2 separate regions of the Homo sapiens genome follow, and region 2 is linked to region 1. A link is a loop called in an ENCODE intact Hi-C map of the cell type or tissue named here. Cell type or tissue: CD14-positive monocyte. All regions are shown on one strand.

What was found. A loop is a pair of places that touch in the nucleus more often than their neighbours do. Peaks named below come from ENCODE experiments on the same cell type or tissue, not always from the same donor. Only the 100,000 strongest peaks of a DNase experiment are listed, where the experiment ranks them.
Region 2: a loop joins it to region 1, with 4 times the contacts of the local background. A loop is called at or near these places in 9 of 110 quality-filtered maps.

The regions. Positions count from the first base shown.
Region 1 is chr6:116,441,236-116,446,235 of GRCh38, forward strand. DSE (dermatan sulfate epimerase) reads left to right here. Exons shown (of 6, transcript NM_013352.4): 6 at 1-3,626. Among named protein-coding and RNA genes, the nearest start is that of CALHM6, 18 kb to the right of the region's middle. In CD14-positive monocyte, CTCF peaks have their summits at 2,998 and 3,200; a DNase peak (open chromatin) is centred at 3,086; H3K27ac peaks cover 542 bases.
Region 2 is chr6:116,385,313-116,390,312 of GRCh38, forward strand. All of the region lies in intron 1 of DSE (dermatan sulfate epimerase), which reads left to right. Among named protein-coding and RNA genes, the nearest start is that of DSE, 17 kb to the left of the region's middle. RefSeq lists silencers at 1,114-1,408, 1,300-1,369 and enhancers at 3,892-3,941, 3,972-4,071. In CD14-positive monocyte, no CTCF peak of the experiment used is centred here; DNase peaks (open chromatin) are centred at 289, 1,359, 1,789 and 2,239; H3K4me3 peaks cover 1,068 bases; H3K27ac peaks cover 4,120 bases.

The sequences.
Region 1 (5,000 bases):
GAAGAATAAAAATAGACAAAGTTGCATTATGACTTTTCTTCTTGCATATACAGTTTCCCTCTTGGTTTTGGGATTTTTTTAATTGAAGTTTTATTTGGCATAAATTATGAACATACATGATTGAAAAAGTATAGTACTAGAAGCCTTATTTAAAAAACAAAACAATAAATTATCTGTCCCTTCCCCTCTCATTCTTAGTTTGTACTTCCCAGAAGTAACCAATTTCTAATTCTTTTGGCTGTTACATATATTGTGTACTTGTTTACAATAAGGTCTAAAACTGCCTACTAATGAAGCTTTAGCTCTCTTACCCATTCTTTATACTTATTGGAAGATAATAGGTGCTATGGAAGGAAAAGTCAGGGTAAGGAGACTGGGAAGAGGAGGCCATAATTTTAAATGTGGTGATCAGGTTAGGCTTTATTGATGTCTCCACTTCCATTCTCTGTGTCATTTTGAAAATCTATTTGCTGTTAATTTAATGGGGTTTTAGGAAGGAACTGAAGGAAATTTATATATTGAGTGCAGTATGTTTAAATGGAAGTCCCACAGCACTTTTCAGTTGAGTTAACAAATAACGAATGACAATAACATGTTTACAGAGCATCTACTATATGCCAAGTATTGTTTTAGGAACTGAAGATATGGTAGAGAATAGGAATAATAAAAGCTGGCCCTTGTATAGTTTATGTTCTAGTGGGAGCAAATAATAACAGTAATAGTGCAGGATGTCAAGTAGTGGTAAGTACTGTGGAGAATAAAGCAAGGGGAGGGGATGTAAGGTGATGGTGAATTGGTACTGTCCCATAAACAGTGGTTTCTGATGTGATTACTTATGATCAGACACTTGAAAGAAATAAGGGAATGAATCACAGGGACATCTAAGAGAGAGGAGCATTCCAGATAGAACAGCAGTTCGAAGGCCCTGAGCTCAGTATGTGTTTGGTGTATTTAGGACTAGGAGGCCAGTGTGGCTAGAGCAGAGTGGGGGAGGGGAGGGTGATAGGAATAGGATCAGATCATACATGCTCTCACAGACTGCAGCAAAGACTTGGATTATGAGTTGGGGAGTCAGTTGCAATGAACTGAGATGTGGCTGACTGCAGGAGGAATAAGTAGTAGGAAGCGGGTCCAGGAGGTTGTTTTAGCCATGTTAAGTTTAAGATACTTTCTAAAAATCCAAGTGGAGATGTACCAGCCTGGAATCCAGGGGCAGGCTGTGGCTGAAGATGTAATTGTTGGTGCCTTCTTAAAGGTTAAACAGAAATTTACTAGCTGTGTGAGAGGAGAAGTGCATTCTGGGTAAATGGAATAGAATAAAGAAAAAAGTACGAAAAAGCAAACCTGGTTCAGGAATTCTCCAGACTGGTGGTGTTGGCCCACAGGGTGTGTGATGGAGAATGGGTGAAGATGAAACTGAAAAGGCAAGCAGGGAGGCTATTGTGCAGGACTTTGTAGGACATGCTAAGGAATCTGGACTTTATTCTGCCATGAGGCTGCTCAACCATTTTTATGCCTCAGCATAACTGAGGGCTACAACATAACACCCATCACTCAACAAGCATGGCAGCGATTTTCATGGGATAGGAAATGTGTATGGGAGCAAAAGGGACATGGGTGAGGGGTGTTGATGATGCCACATATACCTGTGTGTATGTGAAACTTTGAAAAATCCCTGAGATGGCTCTGATATGCCCCCCATATTCCATATGTTTACTCCCTGGGGTGAGGTGGGGCAGGGAGGGGGTACCCTCTGCTTAGAAATCGCTGCAAGCAATGGCAAGCCATTAAAGAATTTTCTTTTTAAATAATCAGATTTGCATTTTAGAAAGGCAATTTTAGCTTCAGTGTAGAGAGTGGACCCAATGGGGAAGAGGTTAGGAGACCATTTCCATAGTCTGGGTAGAAGACAATTAGCTCCTTGAATAAGTCTGGAGAGGGAATGTTTAACTCCTAGCCCACAGGCAAAATGTGTGGCCAAAGGAATGAATATTTTGTGGAAGTATTGATCAGAAAGATAATGAGTCAAGGATCCCTAATGGTATATATGTCTGAGTCTTATTTAATATAAGAAGAGCATGGTTGCCTGCCATGGCTCTGCTGCCGTCACCCTGGCTATCCCTTAATAAGCCCAGGAAATTGTTCAAATATTTCTGCCATTTGTGTTTTCAGCTTGCCTTGTTCAGGGACTTCACATAGAATGGTATAACTGGAGTACAGGGTGTGTATGTAGTGGCGGGTGATAGAAAATTAGACTGGAAAAGTAGACCAGGCTCCAGGGCAGGAGGGTCTCTTTTCCTCACTCCATTTAATTTAAAAAAGAAATAGTTTCAATTATATAAGCATTGTGATTAATGCAGGCAGTTGGAGTACTTTCTAAATCAGAAAAGTAAAAGTGCTGCTCCTTCTGCATATCTCTAGAAATTTGTTATGGGGAAGTCTTTATCAAAGAATGTCCCTATGATTTCAGTAGAATTTCTTAAGAAAAGAGCTTCTAAAAACATTCAGTCAGCCCAGCACATTCCAAATTAAATAATGAGAAGTGTGTTTAGTATTTATTTAGGAATTCTTTTCTGAACAAAAAAACGTTTTCAATGGTCTAGGCACTTCCTTTTTCTTCCAAAGAAATGGTAATAACAGGACACTAGAAGTACCTTTCTGTGTAAAGCAAACATCTTGTCAGTTTTCCTTACTTTGTACTTTTCAGTCTCTGCTGTTTACCATTTTTGTCCAGGATCAGAGACCTCCAGTAAAATAAAAGGAATTTCTGTTTATTGTCTCCTTGATAATCTTGATTTCTAAACTCCTTTACTCCTCTCTTGAAGGTATTTGTTTTACTGACAAAAGAATGGATCCAGGTCATTTAGTAGAGTTCTGAAGAGAATTCTTAGAGCACTCTATATATTCAAACCTCCGTATTTTTTGATACAAAAAGGACTGATGAAAGGGAGACGTGATTCTTTTGAAAGATTAATTCACAGAATTTTTTATCACAGTTGAAATATCAATTGCAATAACAACTGAAAACTGATTGCTATTACTGAACACTGCCCTTAGGTGGCTCACTCTTAGAAGACACAAAGTCACTGGACTACAATCCTTTAGGGCAGGGATTGTGTCTCTTGCTCGTTGTATATACATGGTTCTTACACAGTGCCTGGCATTCAAAAAATGCATTCAGAAAAATTTGGTATTCAAAAAATGCTTGATGAATTGACTGACTGCCTGAATGAATAAATAAATTGGTGGATTAATGACTGAATGGAGTACAGAAGACTGTGGTCCCAGAAGACCTTAACATTGAGCTTGCTGCAGACTGAATGTTTGCCTCCTCTCAAAATTAATATGTTGAAACCTAATCCTTAATGTGATAGTATTAGGATGTGGGGCCTTTGGAAAGTGATTAGGTTATGAAGGTGGAGCCCTCGTGAATGGGAGTAGTATCCTTATAAAAGATACCCCAGAGAGGTCCCTTGTCCCTTCCAACATGTGAGGCTACAGTGAAAAGATGGCCATCTGTAAACCAGGAAGTGAGTCCTCACCAGATACCACATCTGTTGTGCTTTGATCTTGGATTTCCCTGTCCCCAGAACTGTGGTAAATAAATTTCTGTTGTTTGTAAGCCACCTAGTCTATGGTGTTTTTGTTATAGCAGCCTGAATGAGATAAGATAGAACATAGTTCTTATAATGAGCTAACATCACTAACCTCTCAGTTAGCTGTGAACTGTGGCCCTGAGAGATGCTCCAGCTAGATCCTAGAGCTGTTTCAACACTGTCACCTCTGAGCTATGTGGAGGCCTAAAATTCAATCTCCAGGACAGGGTACATGTGAAAGACAGATGTTAACAAGGTAAGCAAGCAGCTGCTTATATGATTGCTAAACACAGGGTGGTCCCAAGTGGGATCGAGAGCCCAGATTCCAAAGCACAACTTAAAATAACACACCATTTGTGTGAGATGTTGTAAACCACCAGTAATCAGCAGACTGTTGCTAAACTTCAGCCATTGCCCATAAGAATGCCTTGTGAGTTCATGACACTGTGCAATCGAGAAAGCATAGCCATGCCAGCAAAGCAGACTTCCTAGAGAACATAGGACAATGTGGTGTGGGTGTCAAGGGTGTGGGCAAGCAGTGTGGTTGGGAGGGTTGGTTATTCAGCTGGCTTTTCTGCGACACCTGCACACGTGGAGAGTCAACCATGGCACCTGTTGCCTAGTGCATGTTTTAAGAGTCTTATGGATGATGAGAGGACCTTCGTGAATTCACTACTGAAGATAGGTCATTTTTAATTAAAAAAATTATTTGGATGTCAGAGGAAGAAGTAGGGAATGAAAGAATATAATTCTGTAAAAGAAGTTTTGTTTCTTAAATGGTATGCAATGAGCCCACATGCAGGCTTATTTTATAAAATGTGCTAAAATTCATAAAAACATTGCCTAGTCCAAGTTTACGCCATTATTATGCTAAAGCTTACTAGATAGCAATGATAATAGCAGTCTTACTGAAGCCTAGCAAAGTTTGAAGAAATTTGTACGCATCTGCATACTGTAAGGAAAATAATAGCTACAGCCCCATCTTATAAATTAGGAAGCTAGGTTCAGAGAGGCTAAGAACTGTGACCAGAGACATACAGCCAACAGTAATTATGGATTAGAGCATAAAACTCAAAATAAAACAATGTCTAAACTTGAATTTTAATTATTTAGAGTGCTCAAAATGCTACATTATAATCATTAAAAATACTGAGTTATAAGCATAGTTACATCAAAACTATTAAACTTTCACCATAATTGTTTGCCTTTAATCTCATGAAACTTAAGTGAACAAGCAAAAAAATTGTCAAAGTAGATTATCTTTGTTAAAGATAGACTACTGGGCCAGGTGATGTACCTCACACCTGTAATCCCATACTTTGTGGGGCTGAGGTGGCGGATAGCTTAAGCCCAGGAATTCAAGACCAGCCTGGGCAACATGGTGAAACCCTGTCTCTTCTAAAA
Region 2 (5,000 bases), 56 kb before region 1:
TAGGATTGAACAGGATCACTCTGGCTTCTATGTGGAGAATGATCTTAGGGAGGTAAGAGTGAAGGCAGGTAGACAAATTTGGAGGCTGTCGCAGGCAAGACATGGTATGGCTGTATGGTGGTGGTAAAAGTGGCTGGATTCTGGACGGATTTGGAGTAGAGCCAACAGAATATGCTGATAGTTTGGATATGGAGAGTGAAATAGGGAAGGGAGAAAAGGAGGGGGTGGGGTTGAGTCCAATTACTGGCAGGATTAGTTGCCAGTAACTGAGTTGGGGAAGTCTAAGAAGGCAGTGCCTACGTCTTTGGGTTAACTACATCTATGTATCATTGTTTTACAAACCAAGTCTGTGGTATTCTGAGTTGATTATGATTCACAGGAGGACATTTGAAAAGTATGCTGGGATTTTAATGCCAAAGAACTCAAAGGTTTTCATCTGTGTGATAAAAGTGAGAATCAAAATAAGTACATATAAAAATGTTTGGAAATGTTAAAGACAGCAAAAAAAAAAAAAAAGTAAATTTTATCACTGATGAGTACTTGAAGTCTGGAAAAATGAGGAATGCTTGTATATAAGTAAAGAATGTAAAAGAACTTCATGTGTAGTAATAAAAGCACCACTCCATATATACTCATCCAATATATACAATTTTTATTTCAATCAGATGTACTGCAGTTACAGGTTTAATGCCCATAAATTACTTTCCAATGAACTTCCTTTTAGCCCTTTGCTTACCATCTGTATGTTTCATTTTTGGAATATTCCCAAAGCCTTTTAAAAAATGTGTCAGTCCAGTGTATTCTGCTTTGTCCTTTGCTTCAACAGCAACATTCTTAGTCATTTTTCTGGGTGTAAGTCAGAGAAAAATAGCAAAAGTTGACTAAAGAGAAAGATGTGGTGAAAGTATCACATTTTCTTTTATAATGGGACAAAGTATTATGGCAAGCTACTCATAATTCTAACAGGAACTTAGATGATTTAACTAAAAAGAAGATAAAGGGCATATGGATGGGGAAGCAGTCCCCAAGACCACCATCAGCCTTGGCAATTCACTAGAAGGACTTACAACATTTGTTATCATCTGGTTATGCTTTATTTAACACAGCCAAAGGATACAGATTAAACTTAGCAAAGGGCAAAGGCACATGGGGCAAAGCCCAGGAGAAAACAGGCATAAGCTTCTAGGTGTCCACTCCTACTGAAGTTGTACTCAAAACAACAATGTGTGCCAATACATGCAAAGCGTTGCTAGCCAGGGAAGCTCACCTGAGCCTTGGTGTCCTGGGCTTTTATTGTAGTTAGATGTGACTGACTTCAGCTACTCAGACTCCAGCCTCTCCAGAGCAAAGATAGGAGTTTATCATGAGTCATCTAGTTAACTAAAGTGTTACTGCCATGTAACCCAAGGCCTCGAGTGTATAAAAACCTCTTTATCAGGCAGAATATTCCAAGGGCTCGTCTCTCATGAGCTGGTAAAGGGCCAGTCCTGAAGACTTCTCTTGGGAATGTGTATGGTTTGAGCAATTCAGGTCTGCTAATATAACCCTTTCCCATTTAACATAGTAGATCCTTGAACATTGTATTAGTGCTTCTTAGAGGCATTATTACTATTAGAGAGTAAACTTATAGTATCTTATCCTAGAAGATATGATATAAGGACATACCAAAAATACACATAATGTCAAGAACGGTTTAGCTAAATTCATAAATGAGTGAACCAGATTAGATTGCATAAGTGAGGTTAGTAGTACTTTTTTTGTGGGGCGCTTCCCCTGAAAATCTGTAATCAGTGTCATGACTCACCCATAGGAGTTTGCAGACAAAGGGCTAGAGGAACAGAGAAACTAACCCACAAGTATATGTGATATTTATTGGGTTCAGGAAAAAGGTCAAAAGGAGGAAAGTTACCCTGGAGGTTGATGTTGAATTCTGGAATAGTCTCAGGAATCTGTTGAAAAACTGCAGAGTAATGAAACAGTACTTAGGAAAAAAAAGCATGACTTTGGTGAGAAAATTGGAATGAAAGAAAAAGGATAGGGAAGAAATGAAGATGATTTCCAAATAATTGGTTTGAGAAAATGTAGTGAAGAAGTTAAGAAAGTTCTGATTGGAAGAATTTAGTTTTAGGTGTATAAATGAGCACCTTAGACGGCAGGTTATGAGGAAGGAGGTGGGAGTGAGCAAATGACCACGTGCAGCCATGCAGCCATATTCTTGTGGGAAGTCCCAGGATTGAGACACTGCAGGCAGCTTGCAGGGAGAAAGGAAGTGAGGCATAATGGCTAAAATCTTGACTGTGACTCAGACACACCTGAAGTCAAAAATAAACCTGACCACTCACTGAATAATGCTGGGTAGGTTATTTCACCATTCTAAATCTCACTTTCCTCATCTATTTCCAACAAAATTACCCATAAAATAATTTTGGGGATTAAATATGATAATGAAATACACGTTCTTTGCACAGTAAAAGCAGTAAAAATTTTCTGGGAAAAAAGCATAAGAAGGATTTTCCACAGAGGTATTAAGAGAAGCAGGAGAATACGGTATCCCAGAAACTAATTTCCCAAAGTGTCAGGGAAGAGGAAGAGTGTGGTGTATTATCCTAGGTGGGGAGATTCTGGAGAGTGAGTACTAGGAAAGGGATACTGGGTTTTTCTAATGGGAATTTGAAAAAGGGCTTGGCCTGAGCAGCTTTAATTAGTATATTAGGGTTCTCCAGAGAAACAGAACCAGTAGATCCATGTCTACACCTACATCTGTTTATCTATCTATATCTAGAATTGGCTAGATTATGGGAATTGGCCATTATGGGAATGGGCTTTTGTAATTTGGAGGCTGAGAGGTCCCACAATCTGCCATTTGCACTCTGGAGACCCAGGAAAACAGGTGGAATAGGTCCAGCCTGAATATAAAGGCCTGAGAACTAGGACCACTGTTGGTGTAAATCCCAGGCAAAGGACAGGAGAAGACCAATGTTCCAGCCCAAGCAGTTAGGCCGAGAGAAAATCTTCCCTCTCTTTTTGTTCTGTTTGGGCCCACCCACATTGGGAGGACAGTCTGCTTTACTCAGTTTAGTCTCTTCTGGAAACACCCTCATAGACACATCCAGAAATGATGTTTGACCAAATACTTGTGTACCCTGTGATTCTGTCAAGTTGACACAAAACTATCACAACTGGTAAGAAAAGAAGTCACATATGTAAACATCAAAGGGGGAGAATTGGTGATACAGAATTAAAGATATTTAATTTACAGATTCAAGGAGTTACATTGCCAGTTGAAAGATAATATACATTGGCATTTGTGGAAAGTGGAAAATGTATTTTGATTAAACATCAAAATTTTAAAAAATTATATTTAAGTTTATAAGTAATTTTTTTCATCTGTTGCATTTCATCAGGACTTATATTTCTGCATTTAGGATTTTTTGTGACTGTGTAAGCATGTTTTTATTAGTATGGTGAATCAGTTAGCTTTATCTGTATATAGACTTTGGTTGATGAAGAAGTAGATTGGTAATTGCTTTTTTCCTCAGATCTGTTTGGTTACTTGGAATATTTAGCTGAAAGTTATAAATGTGCAGTTGAGCAGGAAGAAGAAGAAAACTTTTGGCATCAAATATTCTATATTTCTCAAAATATTTGATATTTTTAGTCTCCTGAAGAGACTGCAAGGTTGAGAATAAACAATGCATTGTACATATTTTAAAAATAGCATTCTCTGAGTGATAGTTTTGTGAGCGTTTCCTCCTGGGGTCATGGTGCACTTCCCCTCAGTTGGACTGACCTCGATGTTCTCATTGAGAAGATGATGATGGCTGCTAGTATTTATTGAGCACTTTCTAAATCCTAGGCACCATTTTAATGCTTTAAGTATATCAGCTAATTTAAGCTTCACAGAAACCCTATGAGGGAGGTACTATTATTTGATCCATTTTACAGAGGAGGAAACAGGAACGTAGGTAAGGATGTGATGATGCTAGGATTCAAACCCAGGAAGTGTGGCTCCAGCTTGCACCCTCAAACACTGATAGTGTTTTGAGGTGAATGATAACTAGCTTTTTTTTTTTTAAACACTTACTATGAAGTGAGGGCTTTAAAGGTGCTACCTCATTTAATCTCCCAACCAGTCAGTGAGACAAATAGCATTTTATTTTAAATGAAGAAATAGGTTTAGATAGCTTGTCCAAAGTCATACAGTGACAAACAACTGTGACCCCATGCCAGCCCTCTTAACCATCTCACCAGTCTGCCTTCAGGAATGTATTGCAGGAAGAAAAATTTTACTTTGGTTTTCAGGAGCATTTTGTGGTTTAGTTTAACTGTTATTTGAAACTGTATAGGGTTGAGATTTAGCTGTTGGCTTCATTATTTTTATTCATCCTCTTTTCTATACTTTATTTTTTAGTCAGTAATGCTACAAAAGTGTTTTCATGGTTAAAGCTATTGCTGAGAGAGCCATAGCTTGTCCTTCAGACCATTACAGAAAATCTTTTACTCTTTAGAGAAAGTTTTTAAAAATATATTGCAAATTTTCTTTAGTGGCCAAGTTCAATAGGTTAAATAAATTGTTTTGGACTAAGGGAGACTGACTATTCATCTTTATTTTCAGGCAGAGTAATACAGTACTACAGTTTTTTAAAAAAAAAAACCTCAGAGACATCATTTTCTTATATTTTTGTTTATAGTTATTTAGGGAAGGTATAGATTTTCTTGCCCACTTTGTATTTTCAATGCCTAACATAGTTCCAGGATTTTATTTTATTTTATTATTTTTTTTTTGAGACTGTCACCCAGACTGGAGTGCAGTGGGGTGATCTTGGCTCACTGCAACTTCTGCCACCCAGCTTCAAGCGATCCTCCCACCTCAGCCTCCCAAGTAGCTGGGACCCCAGGTACATGCCACAACACCCAAATAATTTTTGTATTTTTTTGTAGAGACAGGGTTTCACCATGTTGCCCAGGCTGGTCTCCAACTCCTGGGCTCAAGTGCTGCA